Linked DNA regions of Homo sapiens: all the other regions are linked to region 2. A link is an interaction called in ENCODE POLR2A ChIA-PET data of the cell type or tissue named here. Cell type or tissue: GM12878. All regions are shown on one strand.

Region 1 (4,000 bases), 200 kb after region 2:
TTTTAGTTTTTCTATAAATTAAACATTAAAATAAAAAGCATACTGACGTAGGGCCAGAATCTAGGCCTTTGTGTTAGAATCACAGGATTTTCTTGGAGCACTGATCTACTCTTTAATAAAAAATTATAAAAATATAAAAAGTTTATGAAAATCTTACCTTATGGCTCAACTGATTAAGGTTTATTTATTCATAAGGTTTTATTAAAAATAGCTTTAGCATTAATAATATACTATACAAAGGTAAAAAAAGTAGTTTTTCTCTCGAACAAGATTTTTGTGTAATATTAGAAAATAGTAAAATATTTTTATCTTTTGAGTAAACTACCAAAAAAAAAAAATGGGAGAGAGAAAGATTTTGTTGGCCTCATGCTATCTTTATTAGATTTTATTGTTTGGGAAAGTAAGTCTCCTCTCTGCCAAAGAGTAAATGTTTCTGCTCTTTTGAAATCTTTGAATTATCATTTTGGCTAAATAAATTACTTATTTTATAGTGACTTGTGGTCCTATTTGTGATATGAAGTATTTAAAACCTTTCATATTTGACAATTCAAAATCAAATTCTAAATTCAGTCTTTTGTCCTAAAACTAACTTTTCAGAAGTCCAAGAGAGACATATTGATCTTACTTGATATGTTAAAGTCATATAGGAAACACTCCCAAATATAAAATGGTGTTTAACTTTCTTTGGGTTAAATATTTATATTTATATTATATTTATATTAATGTGTTATTAGTATGTATTCCAAATTGTATGAGATTCTTATGATTCTGATATGTCTATGTTATCAGTAGTAATTATAATTATTATGTAAAATTGTTGAAAGCCACAGAAATAACCAAATTTCCTTGGCAATTGTGTCTTTAACTGTGGATGTTCTAAAACTTTTGTCATCCACAAACAATTGTTTTATGTTGATCCTTTCAAAATTGGTTCAAAGTCATCTCAGGATTCTGACAGGTGCTCTTGAATGCAGGTTTCTGATAACTTTGGAGACAGTGCCAATGGAATAGAGAGAAAACTTCCAGGACTCTCAGGGAGAGCTGATGTGTTCATGAGAATTGCTGACCCAATATCAAGTAGAACAGAAGTTAATTGCATGGACTGAACTAATAGAAAATTTAAATAATTTTATTACTTTTTTTGTTTCAAACTTTACTGATTCTTTTTTTGTTTTTCAAAGTCAAGAAAACCTTTTTTTCATTTGAACTATTTACAGCTTTTAACAACTGAGTAAAATATATTCTTGTGAGCAAAATTTGAAACATATTTCTTTCTCCAGAATTTGGAAACTATTTGTGAGTATTCTTAATTTATGGCAATAGTTATTTTCATAAGTTCAATAATAATAATCTCTTTTCTTCTGTAAGAGGACACACTGAAGACACTGGCTATTTTACCAAGTCTTTGGTTGCAACGATATTTTCAGATATGAACAGATGGCTTTGAGGAATTGGGATTGATGTACAGAGCCCATAAAAGCCCTTTGGAAAAACTGGCCTTCTATCTTGTCCTTCACAGGGTTCTTGACCTGTGATAAGTAAAGATTGTCACTTTCTGACAGGCCCGGGAACCTCATAGGACCTCAAGAAGAGAGGAATTCACCCAATTCATACAACTATCTGCAAGCATAGATAAATCCTTGGCTGGGCTTGAGGCTTTTAAAAGGTCTAATTTGAGAGTCCTTATTTTTAAATAAAAGTTCCAGCAAAGCTAATTTTAAAAAGAGCCTGTATAGCAAATAATTACTTTCAATGCATTTTATACAAATAATCAGACCAAGTATAATTAAACTAAAACTTACTGTGCAAATAAATTACTCCTGCTATGATGTTGTCTTTAGTAAAATTGGGGGATTGGAAAGAGAAAAATTATGTTCCAAAAGAAACTGTAGTATACTTGTTATCAGATTCTAGCCTTGTCTATTCTTTTTCAGTTTTTAGTATTTGCTACAATTTAGATTGAGTTCTGAATTTTTCTCCTGGCTATATATCTCCAAACTAATATTTTCAATTTTTTTCTCCCATGTTTCTGACTTGAAATTGCTAGAAATTAGAACTGCTTTTCTTAAAGCTTCTCAAACTGAAGCTAGGCAATTTAAACCTCAGGAGAAAATAACAGCAACTGTTATTTTAACAACCTTTGTATCTGCCTGCTCATGTTTGGACTTCTCAGAAAGTTCACTTGAACATCTGGTTTGAACTACAATCCAGAAGAATCTGGATTGCAGTGGCAATCTGAAGTGCCTCAGAGGCTCTAGAAAACTAGTATAGAGACTGATTGCTCTTGACATTCACCTTTGTTTTTCTTATGTTTCTATAGAAATGCCTCTTATTAGAGATCTGATTGTCTACCTAATATAGAAGCCTAACCCATCTGCAATGTCGCCTCCTGGAATGTGACACAACTGTTTAACTGAATTGATCTATTCTCAGGACTAATATAGTGATGAAAGAAGATATGAAACAATATATTTAAATTTGCTCTTTTCTATTTATCCCAATTTTTCTTTCACTCCATTGTCTGTCTCCATTTAACAACCTCTAAACCTAAATCTCTCCAAAGCTATCAGCTTGCCTTTTAATGCGTGAAACCTGTTTTAAGTTTCAAAGTGGGGACTAAAGGAAATTAAAATATTTTACTCCCAAATATATTTCTTTGATGTGTTTTAAAATGGTTGCAGCTTGGCCAGCTAACAGAAGTGGCCTTGCAAAGCTCTTTTGTGGGAAAAATTTGCATCTGTAGAGAATCTCCATTAATGCAACCACGCTCCCTCCCCTTTCCATCCCACTACCCCATCCAGGACAGAGTAAGAGTCTGAGGCCTTTAAAAATCTGAAATGAAACATTTACCATCTACTCTGAGGGAGGCTTCATTTACATAACAAGGCCACCTTTGCTGGTCTTGTTATGACCAGCTTCTTATTATTTCCTTCTCTTTATTCTGAGTATGTAATTTTTCTTAATGGCTTCTACCTAATCTTTCCTCACCAGAATCAAAAGGTTATGTCTACGGTGAAAAAAACAAACCCACTAAATTGAAGAAGAGCTGAACTAGTTGTCTTAAAGCTGATTAAAATAGAATGGCTAGTCTAATAGGTTTTAAAAAGCAATTGACTTTCATGATAAAAACTCTGAGTATACTAGGAATAGTGAAATTTCTCAACTTGATAAAAAAAAAATGTACCAAAAAATCTACAGGTAATATACTTAATGGTCAGAAACTAGGTGCTTTTCTGCTAAGACAAAGAACAAGGCAAGGTAGGCTGAACTCACCACTCCTATTCAGCATCATATTGCAAGTAGTAGCTTAATACAATAAGGTAAGAAAAGGAAATAAATTCTATACAAATAGGGAAGGATGTAATAAAATTTTCTTTGTTCACAGGTGAATTGTCCACATGTGTCCATAGACACAGTGACTGTCTATATAGAAAATCCCAAAGAACAACAACAAAAAAAGCCTCCTGGAACTAATAAGCCATTAGAGTAAGGTTATAGACTGTAACATTAAGACACAAAAGTCAATTGCTTTCCTATTGAACAGGAACAAATCATTGGAATTTGAAATTGAAAGCACAATGCTACTCATATTAGCACAAAAAATGAAATACTTAGGTATAAATCTAACAATGTGTGGATAAGATATGTAAGGAAAATGATAAGACTAATGAAAGAAATCAAAGAAGAACTAAATAAATGAAAAGATATTTCATATTCACTTTAGGCAGAAATAAGCAGAATAAAGACTGTATTGTCAAGATGTCAGTTATTCCCCACTTATCTATAGATTCAATGGAATTATCTACAGATTCCAATCAAAATACTAGCAAGTTATTTTCTGGATAATGACTAATTTTAAAGTTTATATGGAGAGGCTAAAGAGCCAGATAGCAATGACATTGAAAGAGAAAACCAAAGTTGAAGTGACTCCACTCAACTTTGGGACTTAGTATAAACCTATAGTAATCAAGACAGTGTGGTACAGGTAAAAGAATGGACA
Region 2 (4,000 bases):
CAGGCGTGAGCCACCGCACCTGGTCTGAACATTGAATTTCAAAGTAAGATGAAATGCTTATGAATTTCAGCGAACATTGAATTGGGTAGATTGAACAATACTAGTAAGGAAGTTGAGTTAGTATTTGGCAGATATAAATATTAAGTTTTAGAACTGAATGACAAAACCTCTGTTAAAATGGGGGCACATGTTTTTATGATCCTTCAGTATTGCATTTGGTTTTAATTTTAAAAGCTAACATATTTACAATTCACTTAAGCTAAAATCAAGGTGGAAAGTATGTTTAATTTTTTCCTTTGGGCTTCTCAGGCAGCCCCTTAGTTATTTTTGATTTCTTCATTATTAAAAATTTTTTTCTAGGTGATGATTATCAGTGAGTTTTAGTTTTTTTTTTTAAATTTTATTTTTATTTATTTATTTATTTTTGAGGTGGAGTCTCACTCTGTCACCCAGGTTGGAGTGCAGTGGTGTGATCTCAGCTCAATGCAACCTCTGCCTCCTGGGTTCAAGTCGTTCTCCTGCCTCAGCCCCCCATGTAGCTGGGACTTACAGGCACGTGCCACCACACCTGGCTAATTTTTGTATTTTTAGTAAGATGGGAATTTACCATGTCAGCCAGGATGGTCTCGACCTCCTGACCTTGTGATACGCCTGCTTCGGCCTCCCAAATTGCTGGGATTACAGGCGTGAGCCACTGCACCCAGCCCAGTTTTGTTTTTTTAAAAGCAAGTGAAAAAGGTACCAATAACTATATGTCATAACATTTTTGTGACCTAATATTTATATTGAAATGTGCATCAGTCATTGATAACTTTGTCCATGATCTGTAATTAACAAACTCATGCTGTTAATTTATAGTTTTATTAATATTTGGATGAAATTCACTGAAAGAACAAGAATTAGATTCTGAGGGGTTTAGTCTCCTGGACTTTTAGCTGCATATTTCCAGACCTTACTCTTTTATAGAGAAGTCTACCTACCTCAAAGTCAGCTAATCCATGAAATGACTACCAAATAGAATTCAGCCTTTTTTATGAGGCAATATGTAGGCCAGCTAAAAGGGAGGGGGGGCACTATTTTAGTCCAAAGATAAATGTCACTTTGAAAGAAATTTGCTGAAGATATTTGTGGGTTTCTTTGAGTTTTAAAAAGTTATTTAAAAGAAATCAGGCTGGGCGTGGTGGCTCATGCCCGTAATCCCAGCACTTTGGGAGGCCAAAGCAGGTGGATCAGTTGAGGTCAGGAGCTTGAGACCAGCCTGGCCAACATGGTGAAACACTGTCTCTACTAAAAATACAAAAATTAGCCAGGAGTGGTGGCGGGCACCTGTAATCCCAGCTACTCGGGAGGCTGAGGCAGGAGAATCGCTTGAACCCAGGAGGTGGAGGTTGCAGTGAGCCGAGATCATGCCGCTGCACTCCAGCCTGGGTGACAGAGCGAGACTCTTGTCTCAAAAAAAAAAAAAAAAAGAAAGTAATAGTAAAAGGCTGTACTACTTCCTTCTTGTGATATTTGAAATGAAGAAAAATTATGACCATATAAGCTGAAAGCCTAATTATAGAATTTGTGTGAGGGAGCTCAATCATGTTAAATCCTATATAAATTAAGGTTATATTTTATAGTTGCCTGTCTGTGCCTTTTCACCTTTAAGTCATTTGCTAGTAAGAGAAATGCTTAAGAAAGGTGAGTAAACAGATGTATTTATAAAAATAGTTATTAATTACTGATATCTCTCAGTGAGGTACATAGCTTTCACATAGAGATACTGTTAGTACAGTTTTACCCTGAAATCTACTCAGGTGCAAAATTGCTTTGGTTATGAAACACATTACTTGTGAGTCATCACTGCACTTAGTGATTTTCTGACCCCCTACAACGTAGTAGAAGCAAAATGTTAATGTACCTTGACTTCCATTTGGGAGTGTCCTCTGCTTGATATGTTAAATTCATTATAAAGAAATGTTTATAGTAAAAGCATTACTTTCGAAACATAGAACTGTAGATGTTGCATAATGAATAAAACTGATAGCTTTCAGGATTAAGAAATATATTTTTGCCTATTTATTTCTGGTACAGGCTTCTAAAAAAGATTTTTAAAATTGTCTTCTTGATGAGGATATTTTGAGTGACATAGACCCGTCCTTCAATTCTTGATGGTAAACTTTCTGAAGAGCAATTTTTAAGCTCTATGAGGAACTTACAAAGTATTCATACCTTTTTAGGAATCTAAGTTCACAAAATAAACTGAAGTGTTAGAAAGATTTATTTCCTATTATTTTTGGTACAGTGTTATGCATACTAGAGAAAAATGGAGAAAAACGCATGTTCAACATTAGTGGGATAGTTAAGTAAATTGTGGTACATTCATATGAGGGTCTCTTATTTAGTCATTTAAAATGTTTGCAGGTACTTTTTAGGATATAAGGTAATGTTATAACGGCCAAAAGTTAGAATACAGAATTTTCTATGCAGTATGATCTCAAGCTATTTAAAAAGCTCAGAAAAAGTAATAGAAGGAAATAAGCCAAAATGACATTAGCAGTTGTGGTTTATGAGAACGAGCATTGTTTTTCCTGCCTCCTTTTGTTACTTTTAAGATTTCCCCCCCATTATAAGTGGGAAACGTCTAAAACAGTAAAAAACATTCCATAGTTTTGAAAATCAAAGGAACCACATCTGTTAAGTTTTGAACTTGTAAATCTCTACTGTCTACTCTTCTAATATCCTGATTCTGGTTGTATAAGAACAGTAAGCACCATTACATTGAAAGAAAAGTATGAAAATAGGTTATGTATGAATTTGCACAGCTCCTGTTTATCAGCATTGTCTAATCATATTCACTGGTACCCTTAAACATCAAACTTTAAAAATTTAAAACTATGCTTGATATATCTCCCTAGTAAATGTTACATATTTCTCTGCCATATTAAAACATTGTAATCAATAGAGTTTAACATTTCTTGTTCAACTTATGTGTATTTTAAGGATGCATTATTATACTGCACTGTAATACAGTGATGCTGTAAGACAAGTGCTGGCACACTTTCCCTGAAAGGCCAAATAGTAAATATTTTCAGCTTTTGGGGTTCTCTAGTCACTACTACAACTTCTCAGTTCAGTGGTGGTAGCAAAATAGCTGCAAACAATAGGTAAATAGATGTGGCAGTCTTCCAATAAAACTTTATTTACAAAAAGAGGAGGTCCCTGCTGTAGTTTGCGTAGCCCTACACTAAAATATATTTATTGGTAAGTTCTCTCATGCCTTGATTGGTTCTGCTTTAACCAGTACTCTTAAGGGTGGGTTTGTTCTTTTGTGGATTTTTGTATCTTGTATCAGTTGACTGTTCTTCATGTCTCTACTTTAGCTATCCTCCTTCACTCTTACCTTCTGTATCCAGTTCTGCTTAGCTTTTTCAAAAAATTGTGGTTAAATATACATAACATAAAAATTACCACTTTAACCATTTTTAAGTTCCCTAGTTCAGTGGCATTAAATACTTCTGTTAGTTTTAGAACCCAGATGAATATGCTAATGTGTAAAATAAAAGTATGTAAGTTGTGAGTGAATAAAGTTTATGATCTCACTTTAGTGTAGTGATTTGGAGGACATCTATTTTTAGCAACTCAAAAACTGAGAATTAAGCTTGGAAGTAACTTTAAAGAACATTTAATTCCAGCTCATTTTACGTATTATATAAGCTGCCCGCAGATATTAAATGACCTAAACAAGTTCAGACAGTATTAGGACTTGTTTTGATTTTTTATTTTTCATCTATTAGCAGCAAACTAATTCAATTTATAGAGTTAATTTTTTTAGATTGAGGATTATAAGAGATCTTACAAACCCTTCTCCCCAGCTGCTGCTTTCTTCTCTTCTGTTACATACTCCCTATAGGTTGTTGTTATTCATCTCTACCTGAATACTGCCTTCACAAGGGAGTTCACTCCCTTAGAAGGCAGCCCATTCCGTTTTCATAGCTGTTTCATTTTTCCTTATGTG
Region 3 (4,000 bases), 75 kb after region 2:
TTAACTTCCCAGGCTCAAGCGATCCTCCCACCTCAACCTCCTGAGTAGCTGCAATCACAGGCAAACACCACCATGCCTGGCTAATTTATTTATTTATTTTTTATTTTTTGTAGAGGCAGAATCTTACTATGTTGCCCAAGCTGGTCTCCAACTCCTGGGCTCAAGCGGTCCTCCCATCTCAGCCTCCCAAAGTGTTGGGATTACAGGTGTGAGCCATTGAGCCTGGCCAACTATCTTTTTTAAAATTAGGGCTTGGGTTTTGTTGGTTCAGCTGTTAGCTTGCAAGAAATGCAGAAAAGTTATGTCAGTGTCTGACAAATGTTAGCAATTTTGTAAGTTTGCTAACACTTTGGTTATCTAACTTTATTCCTATAGTTGTAAAAAAGCACTATGATTAAAAACTCCTTTATTGGCAGTATTCTAAAACCTCATGTTAGGTTGACAGTCTTCTTCCCTTTCCCCAAATTTTAATACCCACCCCAGGTTTCTAAAGCAAAAAATTGAAGAGCATTTTCCTCCTGTGTTTATAATCCCAACTAAAACACTATGTAATACATGTTGGAAATATTACTGTGCTTTGTATATGTATTAATTTTTTTTGCCCTAAATTGGCCTCTAGGAATGTGAAAGTAGATGTACCCACCTGATAAGAAAAAGTGAGCTAAGTAACTAACTTGATAACTAGGCATTCAACAAGTCTTTTTCTCTATTTCATAGAATCAGTGTCACCTTAAATTATAATAGGTTTGCACAGAATTCGTGAATTCTTGAGATAGAGTCTTGCTCTGTTGCCCAGGCTGGAGTGCAGTGGCGTGATCTCGTTCACTGCAACCTCTGCCTCCCAGGTTCAGGCAATTCTCCTGCCTCAGCCACCTGAGTAGCTGGGATTACAGGTGTGTTCCACCACGCCCAGCTAATTTTTGTATTTTTAGTAGAGAGGGGTTTCGCCATGTTGGTCATTCTGGTCTTGAACTCCTGGCCTCAAGTGGTGCACCCACCTTGGCCTCCCAAAGTGATAGGATTACAGGCATCACTGTATCTGGCTGAAATTAGTGTATTCTTTAAAGTTCATATTTTTCATTAATTCACAGAAGAATTGTAAAAAAGGTAACACGCAGTTGACATTCCATTTTTCCAGAAAGACAGATAATTACATACTGTAGAGGATGACTCAAAAGTCTGTTTCAAGCCACTGACTTCCTAAACTAATGAAGGCCTATTCAAAGTCACTTAATTCAGCTGTTTTTTTTTTTTTTTTGATAAATACAAAGATACATGTAAAGTTTTACTTACCTGATTTTAAAAACAGGCTACCAAAATTTATCCAAATATATTAAAAAATGAGACTGTTTTAAAAACCTTTCGTTTCCATATTGTGACTCCACTAAGCGGGTAAAAAGTTCAGGACAGAGATGGAAAGGAAAGAAGGAAACAGGAAGAAGTGAAACTAGGAAGGTGGTGCCAGTGGCACATGGATGAAGAAAGAGAGATCATCAGCCATGGAGAATTTTGTAATGTAAGTAGAGAGAGAGATTGGGTAGGAAGACAGGCTTCACAGTTTGTAAAGTGTAAGGGAACTACCCATCGTACCCTGTCATTGACTAGGGCTGTGAGTTATGTAGTTCTGTCTCCTCTTGCAAAAGACTTACCACTTCTGGCAAGTGATTAACCACTTCTGGCAACTCTTCATTTCTTCTTATCCTTGAATATTCATCTACATCACTCTAAACAGCACAGCCCCAGAAGCATGGAAAGGGGAGTTATTAGTATGGAAAGGGGAGTTACTCTTCTGGTGTAGTGGTCCGATTGAGTCCATGGCTTCCCAGCCTTACCAGAGGTGATAAAAATGTCAATTCCTTTGGGGCCAATCTTGCTCCTCCAGTGTGTTTTAGCCCTAATGAGGTCATGGTTATTTCTAGACTTCTGAGACTTACTGTGGCTTTGAATTGACACAAACACTAATTTTCTGTCAAAGGCTAGAGTGATGGATGTTATATGCCTGAATTTTCTTTGAACATTTTATTTTAAAAGAGATACTTTGGGCTTTTCATGAAACTAAAATTCTGGAACCCTAGAGCAGTCTATTATATCTGTCACCACAAGGACTTTCCTTAAAAAGCTCCCTCCATAAGCACTTGGATGTGTAAACAAGATCCTTTCACAGATCTTTTTCTCTTCCTCTCCATATCCCAACTTGTCTTGGAGACTACTTTTTGAATTATAAATCCCTTTCTGCATTTCTATTATTAATTTTTATTTGTAAAATTGCTAAAATAGCTAAATTTGGCCATTTAACCTGCATTTAAAATCTAGGAATGTGGGGTGATCATCTTTGTACATAAATTACCTAATGACCCTGTCCATGCTGTGCTACGTGTTTAGGTGGAATAACACTCCCATGGATGAAGCACTGCACTTTGGACACCATGATGTATTTAAAATTCTCCAAGAATACCAAGTCCAGTACACACCTCAAGGAGATTCTGACAACGGGAAGGAAAATCAAACCGTCCATAAGAATCTTGATGGATTGTTGTAATGGTCTCAAATCCCAAGATTTAAATCACTTACCTATTTAATTGTGGAAAATGATTATGAAGAACATGTGTATTTCTATCTGGTAGTGATGTATATTTTACATTTGTCATTTCAGTGTTACTGGAGTTTTCTTCATTGTGCACACAGGACAAATCTGATCTCTTTGGGAAAAAATAGAAATAAAACAATCTCCCTCCATAATGTGAGCAATATTACCTCGTGCATTGTATAATTTGATGTAAAAGAAATAGTTACCAATGCTAGCTTGTGTGGTCTTCCATGATTTATTTGTGTTTTGTGAATTTTCAATTTATGGTGATGATCTGCTGATATGCATTTATAAAGTAAGCTCTGTTGTACAGTCTGTCCAAATGGGTCAAGGTTGCCTTTAGAAGCAAATAGTGTGATTTTCAAGACTTCAAATACAAATTTAGTTTAAGTGTTTGAACAACTATATGCACTTACGGTTGTGTGTTTAAAATGTCTCTCTCACCCCCTAGCTTCATGATGTGACTCTTAAAAAACTATAATAGTTAACAACTGTTAGTAAGATAGACCAATTCTGATTAGACTTTATCAGGGAATCTGTTTAAGATATGTTTGGTGACCAAAACGTATGTGTGAATGTAGTTATAATGCTTTTGAAAAATTTTCCTTTTTCTATATCCCCTTAGTCCAGCCTCTCTTCTCAGACATTTAGCTATCTGCCTCTTTCCTTTAGCTGGGAAAGTGAGAGCTGGCATACTATGCAGTTTTTATGTTTTCCATAGTAAGTCAGAAAATGCCTCCTATTTCTGGCATCAGAACTTTGCCATTTGTCTACAGAAGACGAACCAGAGACAAAATTACTAAGTATAAATTAGTCAAGTTTATCAGTCTAAAAAACGAAGGGATGTGCAACTGCAGCTCTTTAAGAAGTTTTTTTTTTTTAGCTTCTAGGGTAAAGATAAATTCAGAAATGCTCTAAGCTACCAAAGTTATTCTGAAAGTATGGGAACTGCTACAACTAACAAACATTTGTTTCCAAGCCTGTCATTAAGAGTCTGCATCAAGAGATTTGTCCTCCTTGGGGGACCACTGGATCATTCCAGATTTCTTGTGATTTTTCTATTGTGTAATTCTTGGTGGGCTCTGTAGTTTAATAATAAGAAAAAGGCCATTTCATTTTAAATTGTGACCTATAATTCTTTGTCTTGGGTTGGTAATTCAGGATTCATTTGGAAAGTGGGTAAAAGGGGCTTCAAAAAACGGATAGAACAGGATTTTCTAGGAGTTACACATACATTTTATCCTGTCATACCTCGAGATAAAGTGGCATGTTAGTGAGGAGTTCTGATATTAAGCACACACACACATGCACACAAATGGACTTCTCTGAAGCTGTGTTTAGTGAAATGAGCTCAAGTACATGAATGTTAGTTGTTATCACATACAGCAAATTCCTTTTTTTTTCTTTTTCTAT

What was found. ChIA-PET counts read pairs that join two places held together with the same protein. Peaks named below come from ENCODE experiments on the same cell type or tissue, not always from the same donor. Only the 100,000 strongest peaks of a DNase experiment are listed, where the experiment ranks them.
Region 1: POLR2A ChIA-PET joins it to region 2 with 6 read pairs; 2 of 35 experiments call an interaction of 5 or more read pairs at or near these places.
Region 3: POLR2A ChIA-PET joins it to region 2 with 6 read pairs; 9 of 35 experiments call an interaction of 5 or more read pairs at or near these places.

Annotation. Positions count from the first base shown.
Region 1 is chr2:191,084,729-191,088,728 of GRCh38, forward strand. The region is part of intron 3 of STAT4 (signal transducer and activator of transcription 4); the gene reads right to left. Among named protein-coding and RNA genes, the nearest start is that of STAT4, 64 kb to the right of the region's middle. In GM12878, no CTCF peak of the experiment used is centred here; no DNase peak of the experiment used is centred here.
Region 2 is chr2:190,885,465-190,889,464 of GRCh38, forward strand. The region is part of intron 1 of GLS (glutaminase); the gene reads left to right. Among named protein-coding and RNA genes, the nearest start is that of GLS, 6.6 kb to the left of the region's middle. In GM12878, no CTCF peak of the experiment used is centred here; a DNase peak (open chromatin) is centred at 1,817; H3K4me3 peaks cover 3,225 bases; H3K27ac peaks cover 2,878 bases.
Region 3 is chr2:190,960,448-190,964,447 of GRCh38, forward strand. It overlaps GLS (glutaminase), which reads left to right. Exons shown (of 18, transcript NM_014905.5): 18 at 2,383-4,000. The coding sequence ends at 2,539. Among named protein-coding and RNA genes, the nearest start is that of STAT1, 52 kb to the right of the region's middle. In GM12878, no CTCF peak of the experiment used is centred here; a DNase peak (open chromatin) is centred at 1,878.